Regions from separate parts of the Homo sapiens genome. Here region 1 is linked to region 2. A link is a loop called in an ENCODE intact Hi-C map of the cell type or tissue named here. Cell type or tissue: HCT116. All regions are shown on one strand. Each heading gives the region's core, and the rest is flanking DNA. Links, peaks and the distances in the headings are about the cores only.

Region 1 (5,372 bases), core at 249-5,248, 82 kb after region 2:
GGGGCCCCCTCGTGCACATATCTCAGAGCGATGGACCAATCTACCCACATGGGCAAATCCTCACCCTGGGAAAATAAGCCTTTACCGCACAAGCAGCTTTTAGAACTGATGCGTGCTTTATGGTTTACACCCAAGCCAGCAGAGATTCCGAGTTCTATGTGAGCCTGGGGTCACAGAGTCAGAAAATACGAGAGCTGGACCTCAACCCTGAGATCTCTGACTCCCATTCCGGTGCTCCTTCCCACTGCCATGGGAAAGCCAGCTCCACCTGGCCCAAGTACCACAGCAGGGAGCGAGGAGGGGACAGTGGCCAAACGTCTTCTTGTGTGTTTTGAGTTCTTGGGGACCAAGGGTAGTGTCTCAGCGTGGGAGGCGACGTCTGTGTGATTCACAAGCATCTGAGAAAATGATCCGGGCAAAATGCAGAAAACCATCCTGCAGGCACGGCACACCCACCTGAAAGACCCGAGTGCCAAACATGGACTGTGGGGTCATGGGGTGAAACAAGAGATACAGAATCAAGTGCCATGAGGTCACAGGGAGGAGAGGTCTGGTTCTCCTTGGGAGACCAGCTACGGGATCGCACAGGAGGCAACGGCTGATCTAGGCCTAGAGAAGAGGCCAGCAGTGACCTACGGGAGAAGCGGGGAAGGGGAGGGCACAGAAGCAGGACGCAGAGGAACGTGACCAGCATGACGGAGAGACCACCAGTGTCGCAATGCCCAGGAGACACATCACACCATTCGAGGGCACAGCAGGCTGGCAAAAGGGGAGGGCAGGCCGGGCGCGGTGGCTCACAGATGTAATCCCAGCACTTTGGGAGGCCGAGGCAGGCAGATCACTAGAGGTCAGGAGTTTGAGACCGGCCTGGCCAATGTGGTGAAGCCTCATATCTACTAAAAATACAAAAAATTAGCCAGGCATGGTGGCAGGCGCCTGTAATCCCAGCTACTCGGGAGGCTGAGGCAGGAGAATTGCTTGAACCCGGGAGGCGGAGGTTGCAGTAAGCCGAGATCGCGCCACTGCACTCCAGCCTGGGCAACAGAGCAAGACCCCGTCTCAAAAAAAAAGTAGCGGGGAAGGGCAAATGCCAGCAAACAGGCCTCAAGGGTTAGGGCACTGTGTGAAGTGATCCATGTACACTCTCTTATTTAATACCACAATCCACTGAAGGAAATAGTATTAACCCCTTTTACAGCAGGGAAAATGAGGCTCAGAGAGGTTAAGCGGACCAAGATCATGTTGCTGGAAAGGAGCAGAGTGAGGCTTGGGCGCAGGCTTGGCCCCAGGGTCTGTGGCGTTTACCACGGTGCTACACTGCCTCTGAGGAGGAGAAGGGGCCCGCTGGGGAGGAGATCCCATGGCCCACGGCTTCCCAGAGTGGACGCCTGCCTCCCCGCGGGCCCCCGAGGGCACCTGGGGTGGTCTTCACTGTAACAGTCACTTACTGAGCTTTGACAGAGACCCTCTTTGTGGGAGGCCACCCTGATTTTCCTTTTATGGTAGTGACGTAAAGGTGCCTTCTGAAACAAGTCCACTGAAGTTGTAACACCTGAGCCGCTTGAAGGAAAACATTATGGGCCTGAGACAGGTGACACACACACAGTACAAACAGTGCCGGCGCTGTGCGGACGCTGGGAAAAGGTGCCGCATGCTGAACCCTCTCTCGAGGGCAAAGGAAGGAAGCCAAGGGGCCCGAGGCGGGGTGCCCATGACCTGCAGAGCTTTGCTGGAGGACTCTGCAAGCAGCAGAGAGAGAACGGAGCGGCTGGAAGGGAGGGGCCAGGGGAAGACCGAAACGGGGCCGAGGGGCGCTGCCCTCCACTGCGCTCACAGCCACAGAAATGACATGAAAGGGTCAGAGTCATAAGGCATTTCGGGAGCAAAATTAAGAGGACTTGGTGACAGAAAGTAAAGGGGGGGCCGAGAGCTAAACACACCAAGTAACCTGGGTTTCAGAAAACAGAATGACGGACGCTTCAGCCGTGATACAGACGGAGGAGGAGAGTCGCTTTGCGAGAGGCAGATGATAAGGCTCTCTTTCTGGACGCACGGCAAGCCAGGGGCCCCTGGGACACCCAAATGGGATCAGAACAGCACTAAAACCTAAGCAGAAAGACAGGTGTAACAAGAACAGAGGTGGAAGCTGAGGCCACGGGAGGGGTGGAGGCCCTCAGGGACAGCATGTAGGGCTTTGGGGTTTTAGGGGGTTTTTTGTTTGTTTTTGAAACGGAGTCTCGCTCTGTCACCCAGTCTGGAGAGCAGTGGCGCGATCTTGGCTCACTGCAAGCTCCGCCTCCTGGGTTCAAGCGATTCTCCTGTCTCAGCCTCCCAAGTAGCTGGGACTACAGGTGCCTACCACCATGCCTGGCTAAGTTTTGTATTTTTAGTAGAGATGGGGTTTTTGCCATGTTGGCCAAGCTGGTCTCAAACCCTTGACCTCAGGTGATCTGCCTGCCTTGGCCTCCCAAAGTGCTGGGTGCTGGGATTGCAGGCATGGGCCACCATGCCCAGCCTAACTTTTTTTTTTTTCTGTATTTTTAGTTGAGACGGGGTTTCGCCATGTTGGCCAGGCTCGTCTCAAACCCTTGACCTCAGGTGATCTGCCCACCTCGGCCTCCCAAAGTGCTGGGATCACAGACATGAGCGCCTGGCCGGCTTTCATAAAGCAAAAATGAACAGGAGCCCTCCAAGGGGCAGGGAAGGAGAGGTGAGAAGGCAGCCTGCTGGGATGGGCTGGAAGGGCGGTGCTCAGGGAAGAGCGCGTGCCAAGCAGGGGGTGGCAGAGGCTCCACCTCCCCTGCGCTGAAGAAATCACCAAGCCAGGTGCCTACGCACCCAGCCCTTCAAACGCACTCCGTCACTCAGAAACTGCCGACAGAGCAGTTCCCCTCCCGGGCGCAGTCAGCGGCTCTGCCTGGCACTGCCTGGCCTCCATGGGGGGAGCAGCGTCATGGTCAGAGCAGAGGCAGCCAGCGCACAAGGTCACGGCCTCCGGCAGCTTCAGAAACCACTCACAAAAGCCGGGAGTCACAAGGTGTGGGCTATCAGCATTTTCCCAGCCCGTAAACGCCCTTCACCTGGATGGCGAGGAAAGGCGCATTCATCTTATGATTCATTCAGTGTGGATGTATAACATTTATCACAATAAAAAATCATGTTTCAGCAGTGATAACTATGTACCCTCACTTCCTTTAGGAGATATAAATAGAGATATTCTGAAGCCTGTTGAGACTTCCAGGATGAACCTGTCAGACTGACCACACGCATTTATTATCCCACTTCTTCTGAAGCCCATTAAAATAACAGTAAGGGGGCTGGGTGCGGTGGCTCACGCCTGTAATCCCAGCACTTTGGGAGACTGAGGCAGGCAGATCACCTGAGGTCAGGAGTTCGAGACCAGCCTGGCCAACATGGAGAAACCACGTCTCTACTAAAAATAAAAAATAAAAAAACTAGCCGGGCTAGTAGCTGGTGGCGGGTGCCTGTAATCCCAGCTAGTTGGGAGGCTGAGGCAGGAGAATCACTTGAACCCGGGAGGCAGAGGTTGCAGTGAGCCAAGATCACGCTACTACACTCCAGCCTGTGCAACAAGAGCAAAACTCCATCTCAAAAAAAAAGAAAAAAGAAAAAGAGAAAAAGAAATATGATGAAAAGACTAAGTTGAGGAAATCTCCCAAAAAGTAGAACAAAAACATAAAGATACAGAAAACAAAAGAGGGAAGAGAAAAAAGATCAAATAGCCGACCAAGAAAGTTCCCAGAAAGAGAAAGGGGAGGGGAGCTGGCAGCTGGTATCCAAAGCTGGCATCTCTTGGTGCTGATGGCTTTGTGTGCTCCCCTCTTGAATCTGGGCTGGCCCTGTGACTCAGTCTTGACCAACAGAATGAGACAGACGTAACATTACCTCACTTTCAGGAATGAGTCACAGGACAGCTTCCACCTCTACCTCTAGGAACATTTGCTCCAGAGAAAGCAAGCCTGCACGTGAAAGGCCTGACTGAGACTGTCAATGCTGCAGCTGGGAACATGGAGAGGCTACATGGAGAGAGATGCCCAGATGCTCCAAACATCCCAGTCCATGCACATGAAGAAACCACCTTGGGCATCTCAGCTCCAGTAGATGCTATGAGAACACAGCCCAGCTCCCGGACATACAGCCCCAGTGGACCGTCGCAGTCATCTCCAGCCATCTGAGCCACCCAAGATGAGGTCCCCAGACGTTGTGAAAGCAGAGAGAAGCCATCATCTCCAACACGCCCTAGCTGAATTCCTCACCCACAGAACTTGAGCATAATAAAATGGCTGTTGTCTCACCATAACAGAAAGATTAGCAGGGAAATAGTACAAGAACATCTTCCAGAACTGAAGGTCCTGAGTCTCTGGGTCCACCAAGTACACAGCACAGTAAAGACACAAGATCCATCCCAAACACTGTCAGGAAATTTCAGAACACCTGGGCAAATGAAAAATTCTCAGTGACACCAGAGAGAAAATATAAATACATACCATATACAGAGAAATAGGAATCTGGGCCGGGTGCGGTGGCTCACGCCTGTCATCCCAGCACTTTGGGAGGTCGAGACAGGCAGATCACCTGAGGTCAGGAGTCCGAGACCAGCCTGGCCAACATAGTGAAACCCCGTCTCTACTAAAAATACAAAAATTAGCCGGGCATGGTGGCACATGACTGTAGTCCCAGCTACTTGGGAGGCTGAAGCAGGAGAATCGCTTGAACCGAGGAGGCAGAGGTTGCAGTGAGCCGAGATCACATCATTACACTCCAGCCTGGGAGACGAGAGTGAAACTCTGTCTCAAAAAAAAAAAAAAAAAAAAAAAAAAGAAAAGAAATATGAATCTGCATATCATCAGACTTTTCAACAGCAACTCTGGAATCTAGTAGGCAATGATGTTATAACTCTCAAAATTCTCAAAGAAAATTATTTTCAACCTAAAATTTCACACCCAGGCAAACTATCAACCAATAAAGACATTCTGAAATATGCAAGAGCTCAAAAAAATTCACACCCTTGCACCCTTTCTTGGGAGGATACTATCACTAGAGGATGGGGGGGCTCTGGAAGTGAGATCTCCTGGGGGAAAGAATGGAATTGACAGGTTATCTGATGGATGCAAGCTTGGCGGAGATGGGGGAGGGTAGGGAGGGGCCATCTATTAAAGTAATTGTGGTAGAAAAAAATAAAAGTAGAAAAATAGGCCAGGTACAGTGGCTCTCACCTGTAATTACAGTACTTTGGGAGGCCAAGGCGGGAGGATTGGTTGAGCTCAGGAGTTTGAGACCAGTTTGGGCAATATAGTGAGACCATGTCTCTCCACAAAAATTAGCCAGGCATGGTGGCAAGCACCCATGGT
Region 2 (5,372 bases), core at 251-5,250:
TGCCTAGCTAATTTTTTATATTTTTAGTAGAGACAGGGTTTCACTATGTTGGCCAGGCTGGTCTCGAATTCCTGACCTCAGGTGACCCACCCACCTCCGCCTCCCAAAGTGCTGGGATTACAGGGGTGAGCCACAGCACCCGGCCGAAGTCAATTTATTAATACAGCAGTCCCCCTTATCCACGGTTTTGCTTTCCCCAGTTTCAGCTACCTGCAGTCAACCACGGCCAAAAAAATATTACATGGAAAATTCCAGAAATAATTCATAAGTTTTCAATTTTGTGCCGTCCTGAATAGCATGATGAAATCTTCCACCATCCCACTCTATCCACCCGGGACATGAATTTTCCCTTTGTCCAGCATACCCACGCCCTACACGCTCCCTACCCATCAGTCACTTATCAGCCATCTCAGTGATCGGAGGGACTGTTGCAGTATCTCACCGCCTGTGTTCAAGCCACCCTCATCCTTATCATACTAATAACGGCCCCAAAGTACAAGGCCCATGAGTGAGGCTGGCACTTTGGATATGACAAAGAGAAACTGTTAAGTGCCTCCTTTAAGTCGAAAGGTGAAAGTTCTTAATAAGGAAAGAAAAAAATTCTATGCTAAGGTTGCTGAGATCCATGGTACGGATGAATTTTCTATGTGTGAAATTGTGAAGAAGGAAAAAGAAATTATTGCTAGTTTTGCTGTTGGACCTCAAACTGCAAAAGTTATGCCCACAGTGCATAAATGCTTAGTTAAGGTGAAAAGAGGATGACATGTGTGGGTGAAAGATATAAACAGATGTGTTTCCATTGACGGCAATCAGGTTTGGGACTATCTGACATTTTGGGCATCCACTGGGGGTCTTGGAATATTTCCCCCATGAATATGAGGAGACTACTGTATTTTATTTAGATTTTCACAGCTCTGTTCAAAAGCAACACTGGCCTATTTTTTATTTTCTTGTGCTTCCCTTGCCAGGTTTTGATATCAAGGTGTTATTCCAGTCTTATAAAATTGCTGGGTTGCTTCTCATCTTTTTTTTTTTTTTTTTTTTTTTTTTAAGACGGAGTCTCTCACTCTGTCGCCCAGGCTGGAGTGCGGTGGTACAATCTCGGCTCACTGCAACCTCTGCCTCCCGGGTTCAAGCAATTCTCCTGCCTCAGCCTCCCGAGTAGCTGGGATTACAGGCATGCGCCACCACGCCCAGCTAATTTTTATATTTTTAGTAGAGACGAGGTTTCACCATGTTGGCCAGGCTGGTCTCCAACTCCTGACCTCAAGTGATCCACCCACCTTGGCCTCCCAAAGTGCTGGGATTACAGATGTGAGCCACCACGCCCAGCTTGATCCTTTGAAATAGTTTGTATAATAAAGAGATTTTCTCATTCCTTAAAGGTTTGCTAAAACTAGTCTGTGACATCTCTGGGCCTGCTGTTTTTATAGGAGGATACTTTTGCGTACTAATTCAAATTCTTTAGTGGTGAATGTTTAGGTTTTCTACTCCTTATTGAGTCAATTTTGGAAATTTATATGTTTATATAAAAGCATTCATTAAGCACATTGATACAAAGTTGTTTTTGGTATTCTCTGAAGACTTCATCTTTGTTTCTAACTGCGTCCTCACCTTTACTGCTGTAATACTATTTGTATCTTTTCTTTTCTTTTTTTCTTTTTTTTTTTTTTGAGATGGAGTTTCATTCTTGTTGCCCAGGCTGGATCTCGGCTCACTGCAACCTCCGCCTCCCAGGTTCAAGTGATTCTCCTGCCTCCGCCTCCCGAGTAGCTGGAATTACAGGTGCCCGCCAACTCGCCTGACTAATTTTTTTGTATTTTTAGTAGAGACAGGATTTCACCATGTTGGCCAGGCTGGTCTTGAACTTCTGACCTCAGGTGATCCACCCGCCTCAGCCTCCCAAAGTGCTGGGATTACAGGCGTGAGCCACCACACCTGGCCTGTTTGTATCTTTTCCTTGTTTTCCCTTATCAGTTTTAGCTGGAGGTTTATCGATCTTACTAGTCTTTTGAAAGACTAGTAAGATCTAGTAAGACTGAGTTTTTTCTTTTACCATCTCTATCCTTTTTTATTTTTGCTTCCTATTTCACTAGTCGGTTCTTGTCTTTTTTATTTCCTTCCTTCTATTTTCTTCAGAGTTTTTTCAACTACTCTTTTTCCAGCTTCCTGACCTACATACTTACTCATTTAATCTTTTTTTAAAGTGCATTTAGAACTATACATCTCTCTCTAAATACCACTTCAACTGCAGCCCACACAATTTGATACACAGTATCTTCACTGTCATTTAGTTCTAAATATTTTGTCAGTTCTTTTGTGATTTCCTCTTTAGTCCATTAGTCATTTTTTAAAGTTTTTAACTTTCCAAATATGAGATTTTTTCCCCTCCAGTATTTTAATTGTTGATAATTTGTCTTATATTCAAGGAACACAATCTAAATGATATTATTTGAAATGTGTTGACTTTAATACATGGACTTTTACTTTTTGCCACTCCATGTGAGCTTGAAAAAATGTATTTTTTTCTTTTGCTAAGAGCAAGAATACATGTTAGCCAAGATCAAATTTGTTAACTGTATCTTTCAAGTCTTCCATAGCCTCACAATTTTTTGCCTGCTCAATCCACCGGGTTCTCAGCAATGTTGTCAAAATCTCCCACTATAACTCAGTGTTTATCCACTTCTCCTTCTATTTCTCTCAGTTTTGCTTTTTAAAATTCAAGACGACGTTATTAAGTACAAGTTAATGACTGTTAGATATTCCGGGTGAACAGAGCGTGTTCACGGAACATCAGGGTGATGAAAAACAGAACGTGCCCTCTTTATAATCACACAGGCCAAGGCCTCTGGGGGACCTAGAAAAAGGACTCTTTCCCTGCCCAGTTTCTGAACAAATTCAAAAGCAAACAAACAACAGAGTAAGGTGTTCGGAGTCAAAATCACTCCACCACGTGGGAGCACACGGCTTAGTGTGAAGATGAAACGGGTCTAACTAAATACCAGAATCAGCCCAACTTACCCACCCAGTCACAGGCAGTGCGGGCCAGGGGCAAGCCCCCTCCCATGGAGCTGCTCAGGTGAGACTTAACTGCACAGGAGACCACCCTCAGGGCAGCTCTGTCCAAGAGGAAAAGGGGGAAGGAACACAGCTACACACGTGAGTTCCTGCTCCCAAACACGCCCATCAGGGAGGGTGAAGAGAGCCCGGGTGTTACACCAAAGTATTCCCTCTAGCCACAGGAAACATCAGGAGTGGGGAAGAAGTATTCCAGGTTACAAAGGAGTACATTATCCCTAGTCTTTTTGTCCTGAAATTCTATTTTGTCTGATATTACTATTGCTATACCAACGTTCATGGTACTTTCCCAGCATATCTTTTTCCATTCCTTTATTTTAAATCTTTCCACACCATTTTTCTTTAGGTATGTCTCTTATAAGCAGAATATAGCTATATTTTTAATTCAATTTGATAGGCTGGTATTGTAATAGGCTAATTTAATCTATTTATACTTATTGCAATTACTATCATATTTGAAACTTTTTCTTTTTCTTTTTCTTTTTTTTGAGACGCAGTCTTGCTCTGTCACCTGCTGGAGTAGTATTGTGGCGCAATTTCAGCTCACTGCAACCTCTGCCTCCCAGGTCCAAGTGATTCTCCTGCCTCAGCCTCCTGAGTAGCTGGGAATACAGGCACATGCCACTACGCCCAGCTAATTTTTTGTATTTTTAGTAGAAATGGGGTTTCGCCATGTTGGCCAGGCTAGTCTCAAACTCCTGACCTCAGGTGATCCATCCACCTTGGCTTCCCAAAGTGTGGGGATTACAGGCGTGAGCTACCGTGACTGGCCTGAAATTATTTCTAAACCATCATTTTATATTTTCTGTTCCCTGTGTTTTCTTTCCTTTTTTTCTCTTCCTTTCCTACCTTCAATTGATGTTTTGTTTTTTGCTTTCTTTTTGTTAATCCTCCTTTTATCTCCTACTAATTTGCTATAGACTGTATTTCTGTATCTTCCAATACACCTATTTATATTTTTTTCATCAAACTCTAAGATTGTATTCTCTCTCCTGAGGGGCACAAATAAGCAACAACAGAGTATGCTTTTATCCACTGAACATTTTTTCCTTCCCATTGTCCTTGCTACTTTTGTTTATAAATTTAGTTCAAGCCTCCTTTTAAACATGCAAAAAAAAAAATCCCACTTTTTACCATCAGTAATTAAATTTATCAACATATTTTATCTATTTCTTGTCACTTTCTAATTAAATCTTTTCTGGTTTTTCTTTTCTTTTGACTGAAGTGTATCCTTCAGTAATTCTTTCAGAAAGAGCCCGAGTGGGACATTCCCTCCATTTTTTTATGTCTGAAAGCAGTTTTATTTTGTCTTTGGCTTTTCTAGGTATAGAATTTTAGGTTGAGGGTTATTTTCCTTCTTTTTTTTTTTTGAGATGGAATCTCGCTCTTTCGCCCAGGCCAGAGTGCAGTGGCGCTATCTCGGCTCACTACAAGCTCCGCCTCCTGGGTTCACGCCATTCTCCTGCCTCAGCCTCCCAAGTAGCTGGGACTACAGGCGCCTGCCACTGCGCCCAGCTAATTTTTTTTTTTTTTGTATTTTTAGTAGAGACAGGGTTTCACCGTATTAGCCAGGATGGTCTCGATCTCCTGACCTCGTGATCCGCCCGCCTTGGCCTCCCAAGGTGCTGGGATTACAGGCATGAGACACCACGCCCGGCCCCTTCTTTCTTTTTTTAAACACTTGAAAGATATTGCCCCATTGTCTTTAACAACTATCATGGATAGGGAGAAATCTATTTTCATCCTAGTTCTCATTAGATCATAGATTATCTTGTCTGTATCCTCAGACAGCTTTTAAAATTCTTTTAAATTTTTAAAATCTTTTATTTCTGATGTTTCACTTCAGCATGTCTAGAAGTATTGTTTTGTTTTTAAATCACTTTCAGCAGCACGGTGTGTGGTTTCTTCAATTCTGAAACATTCTCATCTAATATTTTTGTGGATATTTGTTCACTAGTTTATTCTTTCCTTCCGGAACGTCTTTATGACACATGCTGGGGCCTCCCAGTCTATTATCCACATATCTTCTTTTTCATATACTTCATCTCTTGATCTGTGCTGTGTTCTGGAGGAATTCCTTGGGTCTATCTTCCAATTCATAAATTCATTATTTAAACAGACTAGATTTTATCCCATGTTGTTGTTTATTTCTACAATTATTTCTTGAGTTCCAACAATTTTACTGTTTTCCTTTTGTTTGTTGAGAAGGATTCTTGCTCTTGTGACCCAGGCTGGAGTGCAGTGGTGTGATCTCGGCTCACTGCAACCTCCACTTCTCAGGTTCAAGGGATTCT

What was found. A loop is a pair of places that touch in the nucleus more often than their neighbours do. Peaks named below come from ENCODE experiments on the same cell type or tissue, not always from the same donor. Only the 100,000 strongest peaks of a DNase experiment are listed, where the experiment ranks them.
Region 1: a loop joins it to region 2, with 2.9 times the contacts of the local background. A loop is called at or near these places in 1 of 110 quality-filtered maps.

Annotation. Positions count from the first base shown.
Region 1 is chr17:2,891,284-2,896,655 of GRCh38, reverse strand. The region is part of intron 2 of RAP1GAP2 (RAP1 GTPase activating protein 2); the gene reads right to left. Among named protein-coding and RNA genes, the nearest start is that of RAP1GAP2-AS1, 72 kb to the left of the region's middle. RefSeq lists enhancers at 2,639-3,422, 2,966-4,165. In HCT116, for the core only: no CTCF peak of the experiment used is centred there; DNase peaks (open chromatin) are centred at 2,935 and 3,895; H3K4me3 peaks cover 1,454 bases; H3K27ac peaks cover 1,641 bases.
Region 2 is chr17:2,973,425-2,978,796 of GRCh38, reverse strand. The region is part of intron 8 of RAP1GAP2 (RAP1 GTPase activating protein 2); the gene reads right to left. Among named protein-coding and RNA genes, the nearest start is that of RAP1GAP2-AS1, 10 kb to the right of the region's middle. In HCT116, for the core only: no CTCF peak of the experiment used is centred there; a DNase peak (open chromatin) is centred at 3,206; H3K4me3 peaks cover 1,660 bases; H3K27ac peaks cover 1,313 bases.